Linked DNA regions of Homo sapiens: region 2 is linked to region 1. The links are chromatin contacts, found by Hi-C or POLR2A ChIA-PET in ENCODE. All regions are on one chromosome and are shown on one strand. The core of a region is the stretch at or near the end of the contact, and the rest is flanking DNA. Distances in the headings are between cores, read along the strand shown. Region 1 overlaps TPRG1 (tumor protein p63 regulated 1). Region 2 has its middle 2.9 kb from the start of CLDN16.

Region 1 (3,943 bases), core at 316-2,815:
TTTGTGCCAACTCTGCCAGGACTGGCTGTGTGATTCTAGATGAGTTTCCTTTTGAGGCCTCAGTATGATAGTTCAGGTGAGCTATAAGTTTCTGATGAGCTTTCAGATTTAATTTGTGTGTATTTTTTTTTCCTACTAATATACATCGAGACTGTTGCTTATTGTGTCTGTAAAGTGCTTCTCAGGAAATCTGGGCAAGTCTCGTTCTTCAAATCAGCTCAGTAGTAGAAGATTAAGCTGACTTCCCAACCACAGACTTCTTCTGCCAAGTCTCTTCTCTTCTCTTCTTTCTTTCTTTATCTTTCTCTCTCTCTCTTTCCTTCCTTCGTTTCTTTCTTCCTTCCTTTCTTTCCTTTCTTTCTTTCTCTTTCTTTCTTTCTTTCTCCTTCCTTCCTTCCTTCCTTCCTTCCTTCCTTCCTTCGTTCCTTCCTTCCTTCCTTCCTTCCCTCTCTTTCTTTTCTACAAAGGCTCAATACTAAATAGGATCAGTAGGTCCACTAGGCAGCTCAGACAAGGATAGACATTTATAAAGTACTCCAAGCTACAGAAAGGTGGTGCTAGAGACTCTTCTATTTCTGATGGGGTCTGGGGTCTGTAATGGAATAGCCATAGATTACTAAAGAGTAGACCATCCAAAGCAGGCATTTTCTCTCCAGTGATCCTGACAAGTGGTTATCCAGCCTCTGAAGGCTTCTGGTGAAAGAGAATCCACTGCTTCCTGCTCGGCCTCTCTGACTCTGGTAGAATCTAGTTAGAATGTGTTGAGGGAAAATCAGCTCCTCTAATCAGCTCCTCTTGAAGCTGTCACTTGTTGGTCCTAGTATTTTATTCTGTAGCTATACAGAATCAAGAATCTATTTATTAATTCAACTACTATTTACTTCCTATTACTTGTCAAACACTCCAGAGCTAACATTTTTCTTTTTAAGGGCTTACTGTATGGCTGGAGAGGTAGAAAAGTAAAATCTCAATTCCAGTATGATGTGGCAAGTGCTGCTGGAGTTAAACATGGAAAACTGTGGCCATGCAGAGAAATGCACCTCACTCAGATGAGGAGGCAGGGAAAATACTGCAGAGAGTTTGAAAATCAAAAGTTTTTATGTCCTTCATTCCCATCCTCACTAGGCTAACTGTGCTTAGAGTATGCGACAGGCAGTGTGACAGGAAGTTGTAGACTCAGGAAACTTGAGTTCTAATCCCAGTTTTGCTGATATTGTCCCTACGTAACATTGGACAAGTTTAATTTATTAGCCATAGTAGAGAATGCAAATAGCATCCTGTCATGTTATTTAGTCTTTGGAATTTCCAAAAAAGCAGTGAATGCACTCATTTGATAGCTCTGGCCCAGTATTTCCTCCTTTATTTCTCCTCATCCCTGGTTGGCCTGGAGTTGAAAATCAGTGCTTTATTCTCCCTGTGTCTGGGCTTTCTCATGTCTCACTCTACCCCTCTTCCAAGCCATAGGCCTATATTGGTCTGTCCCTTAGCTTGTGCCTGAAATGTTCTCAACAATCATTAAATGAAAAGCATGCTTACAGAAACCCACAGAAATTGTGAATGTACACAGGCACATTGGAAGTTGCCCCCAGGTATGTTGCCATTGACCAGGACAACAAAGATGACTAAGGGAGTGTCTGCCCACTCCTATGTGGAAATAATGTTGTATTTGTCTGGAAGCCAGTGAAAAAATTATGTTGAATGGCCTCATGACAGGCTATTTTGTACCCCAACTGTCTTAATACCTCAAATTCTTTATCTTTTAACTTCTCGGAACCCAGATTTTTTTTTTTTTCACTGATCCATGGAGTGATTTTTAGAAAAAGGCTAATGACCCTGACCTCAGAGTCTGATGAGCCTGTGAGAAATGGGATAGGCATTACTCCCACCTACTTCAGCTAAGCTCTGATAATTTTCTTAGAGCTAAAATGAAATGAAAATTTTGGCTGAGTGGGTTATCTCACTATCATTGGAGGGAAATCTCTTAACGATGGAATATGCAATCTAGTCTCTAGGTCCAGTTACATAAAATATTATTTTTCCTGGATTGGGAAAAATGTAATTGCCGTTTGTTCAGCCTGTTTGGATAAAATTTTACAGTCAAAGCCACTCTTTCTTGGGAGTTTTTATATTGTACAGAACTTAAATAAGAACTTAGACTAAAAGGGACGGTGACTTCCCTGATTTTTGGGATTTGAATGACTCTTGTGTGTAGTAGGGTGAGTAGTAATCGAGGGTAGGGCCCAGATAGTAGCACTGAGACTTCTCTGTGACTCTGGTATCAGAGCACAGAATTTCTAATGTACTTTCAGTAAACTTTGACCACTGATTCAAATTTTTGCAAAATAATCTCCAGGATTTGCTACCTTCTCTCTTTTCCCTAGACTGAAAAAGGTGAGGCTTGTCCCTCAACTTGGAAATAGGTATTTCTTACCAATTTAAAAACATTTGAAGATAATCAATTAATTTTGATAACATTTAAAAGCATATGAACAGTTAATTCCCACCTTAAATTGAATTTTGACCTGTGCTTTTTTTTTCTTATAAAAATAAATAATAAACAAGAATCACTAAGTTTTCCCAAGGGCATTTCTTGATAATGTAATGAGTGTGTGTGTGTGTGTGTGTGTGTGTGTGTGTGTGTGTGTGTGTATGAAGTCATTATTGACTAACAATTGTAATCCACAAAACCATGCATTCATCAAATATTTATTGAGGTTAAGGCACTGCATGTATTTATGTCTTCTGATTGCTCTAAGTAGAAGGGAACAGAATCACCTGCAGTGAAGTCTGAGGCCTTTTTCTTTTTAGCTGAACTTCAAATCAATCTTCTACTTGACAACTTGACTTAAACAACAAACAGCATACATACAGTGTTATTTCAATACAGATCCAAACAATCTTAATAGAATAACCATGCAATGAGCATGAATATGTGTACATCCCTGTTTTAGATGTTTTAGTCATATAGAGCCAAGCAACACAGTTCCTGCTATAACTACTACATGCTCTAGTAGCAAGGATAAGTCAAGTATATATACAGCTATATTATAAGGTGCAATAAGGATATGCCAGTGGAGACGAATTGACAATAAAGAGAATTCATACAGTTGTGACTGCATCTGGGCAACACAAAGGAAATAGTATAAGACGAGACCTTTGGAAGATAGTAACAGGTGGGAAGTTGGGATGTGAAGAAAGGGTTAGAGGGAAAGGCTATTCCAGGGAGAAGGTATAGCAAGAATAAAGCCATATGGTCAGGAAAGAAATTCAGAGAACAATCAGCAGATGTGGTTTTGCTTGAATATAATGAAGGTATTGTGGATGTGATAAAGTTAGAGATTGGGGCAAATAGGAGAGGCTTTGAATGCCAGTGTAAAATGTTTGTATTTTCTTGGTGGCAATAAAGCTACTGTTGTATTTTAAATAGGGAAATGCATCCATTTTAAATGAGGAAGGGCATCCAATTGTTATTTCACACACACAAACACACACAGATTTTGCCATGCCCTCTATAGGTCCATCACTATGTAAACTGTTGAGGATTCAAAGAAAATAGACAATCTCATACCTCAAAGTCTTCAGTGGGGAAGAGAGGCAAATACAATAATTTTCATAAGTATTGTAGGGATATCTTGTTCAGACACCTAGGGGAATCATAGAAAGCTTCTTAAAGGAAGTGAACCTTAAGCATTGGTTGGTTAAGGGCTTTCTAGATGCAAAAAAAATGAGAAGTGCTACTCCAATAAGACTCTTGAAACAGTATATGTGATGATAACACAAGGAACACTGAGAGGGGAAGGCAAGGTAAGGAGGGTGTGAAGGGAGGCCAGTGAAGAGGCTGCCACGATAGAATTGGTAAGAGGGAATGAAAGGCTGAGCGATGGAAATGGCTGTGAAGATGAAGAGGTGGTGGCCCCCATGGATGTGGCACAACAGCAGATCT
Region 2 (4,359 bases), core at 57-2,556, 1.1 Mb after region 1:
CCAAAATGAAACAAGAGACCTATGCCGGAGTTGCAAAAATGGTGTCTGAGAACCAGTTTTGCAGCCCCTAGTGGACCAGCTATCTCTCTCCCTTTCAAAACAAACAAACAAACAAATAAACTTAACCCCAAGAAAGGAGTTAGAGTTTAGGAGATAATTTTTGGAGGGAGCTATTGATATGTACTGAGTACCACTTTTATGTCACCACGGAGGGGGCAGACACTGGGAGTTCTTGAATCTCACTTTAAGCCTAAAGAACAAGGCTTCAGTTCATCTGCTCTGAACACTTGGTGTTTGCTCCCTGGATCTAGAGAAACACGGTAAACCTGTGCACTTCTCCAGCTAAGAAATCTAAGGAACAAAAGTTCTAGCAGACACATTGCCTACATGATGGAAGATGACTGCATGATGGAGGAGTGGCTATAAAGAGATTTGGCCTATGTACAGGGGTACAGATACTCATATCACTGGAAGGAAGCGGTATCTTTGTGCTTTGAAATGACTAAAATACATTATATTACCTGAAACATTACCTGAAAATGACATAAATGTCATAGAACTTGCCCTATATTTTATTCAAGGGTCAGGGGAAGAATAGGCCCAAACCAAATGGATTTGAAAGCACCATAGGAGACAAAAATGAAATTGTTTTATGACTACACTTTTTCTTTCCTTTGTTTTCAACTTAGTAAGTTGTTTTATATATAGATATAGATATACATACACACACATACATGTGTGTACACACAAACATACATACATATGTATATGCATGGCACATATATAAAACAGCAAACTTATAAAAATCATACTAACTACAATTTATTGCTTATTTATTGAGTTCTATGCACTTCATTAAGACCTTTACAAACGTTATTCATTTTTCACAGCCATTTTATGGGACAAAATTCATAATTCTCATTTTATTGACAAGAAGGCAGCCTCAGAAATGTTAACTAGCTTGCTCAAGATCTGTCATATATAAATGGGCTTAGCCTAAACTCGAGTCAGCCTGACTATGAGGTCCAAGCTTTTAACCACCGCTTTTTTTATATTAGTTATAGCTAGCATGGCCTTTCAGAACAGCAACTGATTTTATTGTTTAGATTTTTCCAATATGCACTGGAAATTTCAAAGGGAGTTAGAAGACTATTTATAGGATATGGTATAAGTCAGTTTACTCCTTCTAATAACTCTTATTATCCTAATAAATATAGAGGGAACATTTTGTGACATTAATGGAAACAACAGAACTAACACAAAAATATGCTGTTCTTGACACAAGAGCTTGCTGTTCTGTTTAACTGAAAATGCAAGGCTGCTTCCACCTGCAGACCAAAAGGACAACTGCAATACTTCCAGTTCTACAATTACTTCCTTTAATAGACCAACAGCCACGGTGCTAGATTAAGGGTGTCACTCAACTGATCGCCAGGTGGCTCTAAAGCCTCATCCAGGAGTAGTGCAAGCACTGGGTGAGTAGGAACATGGTGCATAATGAATTGACCAAACTGTTGGTCTTAGAGATCTTGCAAAATCAATAGCCCTGGAGCTGCAAAGATGATTAGGACACTTTTGCCAGCCTAGTATCCATCCTGGAGGACCCTGAATGTTTCAGAAGGGGAAAGTCCAATATTACTCCCTCTTCTGTAAAATGTGGGGGCTCTGAGAATTAAATTATTACACATTTGCTGAGAGCCTACCATATGCCAGGTAGAATTTTAAGCATGTGGGATGCACTGGTGAACGAAAGATGTCTGTCTTCACAGAGCTTAGATGAGATAATATATCTGAAAATATTTTGTAAACCTTATTGAGCAACACACAGTAATAACTTTTCTTCATGTTTATAATAAATTGGAAAACACATCATATTTCTAACTAATATGCCTATATACTCTTATTGGGAGTGGTATTATAGCTTAAGACTGTTGTCAGAATTACCTGAATGGAGTTCTTTACTTCCTGCTTCTGGTCCACTCACTGAAGAGTAAACCTCTCAAGGACTAGGATGAGTTCTTCCAACCGTTTATTTTCTCTGTGTCCCAAGAGAAAGTACTAGAGTCAGAGTACACTGTTCATAAATGTGTGCTGGATGGAATGGAATTAAACTATAAAAGAGTTGATAAACCAAAATGTTGAAGCCTAGGGAGGGTCAGAATGCAAAAGAGATGTGTCTATATAGATTGGTGAGCAGTTTATTCTGCATCTGTGCCCTCCATCCTCACAACACCCTACACATTTCTTAGAAGTGCACTCACATCCCATCCATGAAGTGTTTACTGCTCTATCAGTTTGCATGACTCTCCTTTTTGTATCTCCTATTACATTATGGCCTCACTCACAGAAATTCACATGCAAGCCTGAATGTTTTATGTTATTCTCTAAGAGTAGTAAACTTAAATTCAGGAACAATTCTATAGCCACCTGAATAATTCCCCACTCCCTATCACATACAATGTTCAGTGACCATTAGGAGCGAATGAATGCTATAGTCTAGATTTTTTTTTTTGTGAAAGAATCTATGATTTCCAGAGATATGTATGCACATGTGTGTGTTTGCATATGAGAATGCATATGCTTAGCATTTTTTGGTCTTTATTTCTTTCCATTAAGTTCTGATATTTGGATTTGGGACCTATTGGTGCTAGTTAGGGAAGAGTTTGTAGCAAAGATGGAATTCTGATACCCTCTTTTCTAAAACTTTGTCTGTGATTTGTAGTATATAACTCTTAAAAAATTGTTTTTCTTTTGTTGTTCTAAACTCATCTCTCAAAGTATGGCCATCTGTTTCAAAATCAGAATTTTATACAAAACACATGTAAAATATGAATTCCTGGCTTCCACTCCCAATTTCCTGAATCCAAATGTCTGGGAGTGGAATTCCTGGGTTTGCATTTATAACAAGTGGCCTTACAGAGTCCAGTGTACACTCAGGTTGAAGAACTACTGCCTTGGAGTGCACTGTTAGCAGGTAAAGTACACTGTGAAAAGTCCCTGTGTGAAATGTCAGCAACAAGTCCAGGACTTTTCCTGCAAAGGGCATGTGCTTTTGGAATTGGTTTGCTCTCCCAGATCAGCAGAGTAAATCTTAATAGCATTTCAGATTTTAGGGCACAGGGAAAGATTCTCTGTGACTCACCAAAGCAGCATGTTTGTATTCCGTGGGCAATGACATTCTTTGAATGAGCACTTAAAAAACAGGTATTTTTTTTCCAACTGTTAAACAAAATAAGTAAAATAAAAGCATCTGTAATGTACCTCGCAGATAGTTATAACGATCGCTAATGTGTACAGTAATCACCCCTTCTCCTTGAGGAATATGTTCAAAGACCCTCAGTGGATGTCAGAAACGAAGGACAGTACTGGATCCTACACACACTATACGCAACAGTAGGTCAGATCACCGAGGCAGCTATTAAGTGACTAAGGGGTGGGTAGTGCATACAATGTGGAAATGCTGGCCAAAGGGATGATTCATATCCCATGTGAAGTGGGATGGCTTGAGATTTCATCACGCTATTCAGAACAGTGTTCAATTTACCACTGATGAATTGTTTATCTATGAAATTTCCCATGTAATTTTTGCAGACCATGATTAACCACTGGTAACTGAAGCCTCAAAAGGGAAATTCTGGATAGCAGGGGTGGTACTGTAGACCCTATGTATAGAAATAATTAAGCTTATATTCCACCTATGGTTTTCCATGCAGCTTTTACATTTAAATTTACGTTTTATATACTTGAATAAAATGAATTAAAATTAGAAAAAACAAAGTTTAGCCACAAAAAGTTTATTATTGTAATATATTTTGAAAAATGGTTTATCAATACTGATTTTAGCCTTTTATACTGTATATTATGATCAAATAATTTTCAAATGGAAAAAAGTAATCCTTTTATAAGCTGTTGGTAAAATAAGAATCTTAGTAGCTGATTCATGCCAGAGTAATTACCTCTTTCTGGCCTTTTCTCTGCTCCTTTCTTTCTCTCCCTCCCAATTTCTTTCTCTCACTCTGTCTCCCCTTTGACATTCTCTCCTACATTAAGAATCACCACTTTGTTTTTACTGTTCTCATTCAAAATTTTTATTTTAGTATATAGAAGTCTACCTGATGAAGAGAAAATGTTGATATATGTGCTTTTTAAAGCATATTAAAGAGTATTGGTTATGGAATTTGTAGACCCATTAAGGATACCTATTCAGATACAGATAAAATTCCAGTTGCCCCAGTTACATATTAAAAACTTTTTTTTACAAAAAAGAAACACACTTTCTTCCTAATATAACAGTTTTTTTTTCTTCATTAGACGCGTTTTCAAACATTGGTCCATGAGGGAAAAGTAATAATATAGGAA

What was found. A loop is a pair of places that touch in the nucleus more often than their neighbours do. ChIA-PET counts read pairs that join two places held with the same protein, here RNA polymerase II (POLR2A). Pooled maps may share reads with other maps.
Region 2: a map of A673 shows a loop between it and region 1 (6-fold over the local background). The contact joins two enhancer-like sites. A Hi-C loop is called at or near these places in 1 of 168 maps with a recorded cell type or tissue (A673) and 2 of 50 pooled maps. POLR2A ChIA-PET finds 5 or more read pairs at or near these places in 1 of 52 experiments (Panc1).

Annotation. Positions count from the first base shown.
Region 1 is chr3:189,272,331-189,276,273 of GRCh38, forward strand. The region is part of intron 4 of TPRG1 (tumor protein p63 regulated 1); the gene reads left to right. Among named protein-coding and RNA genes, the nearest start is that of TPRG1-AS2, 34 kb to the left of the region's middle. RefSeq lists an enhancer at 605-794. Within about 2 kb of position 1,566, at least 4 of the 41 ENCODE cell types and tissues checked have a DNase peak (open chromatin) inside an H3K27ac peak, as active enhancers do; they include A673, where a contact is called at or near this core.
Region 2 is chr3:190,383,070-190,387,428 of GRCh38, forward strand. It overlaps a transcript of CLDN16 not described here. Among named protein-coding and RNA genes, the nearest start is that of CLDN16, 2.9 kb to the right of the region's middle. RefSeq lists a silencer at 1,231-1,525 and an enhancer at 3,351-3,645. Within about 2 kb of position 1,307, at least 4 of the 41 ENCODE cell types and tissues checked have a DNase peak (open chromatin) inside an H3K27ac peak, as active enhancers do; they include A673, where a contact is called at or near this core.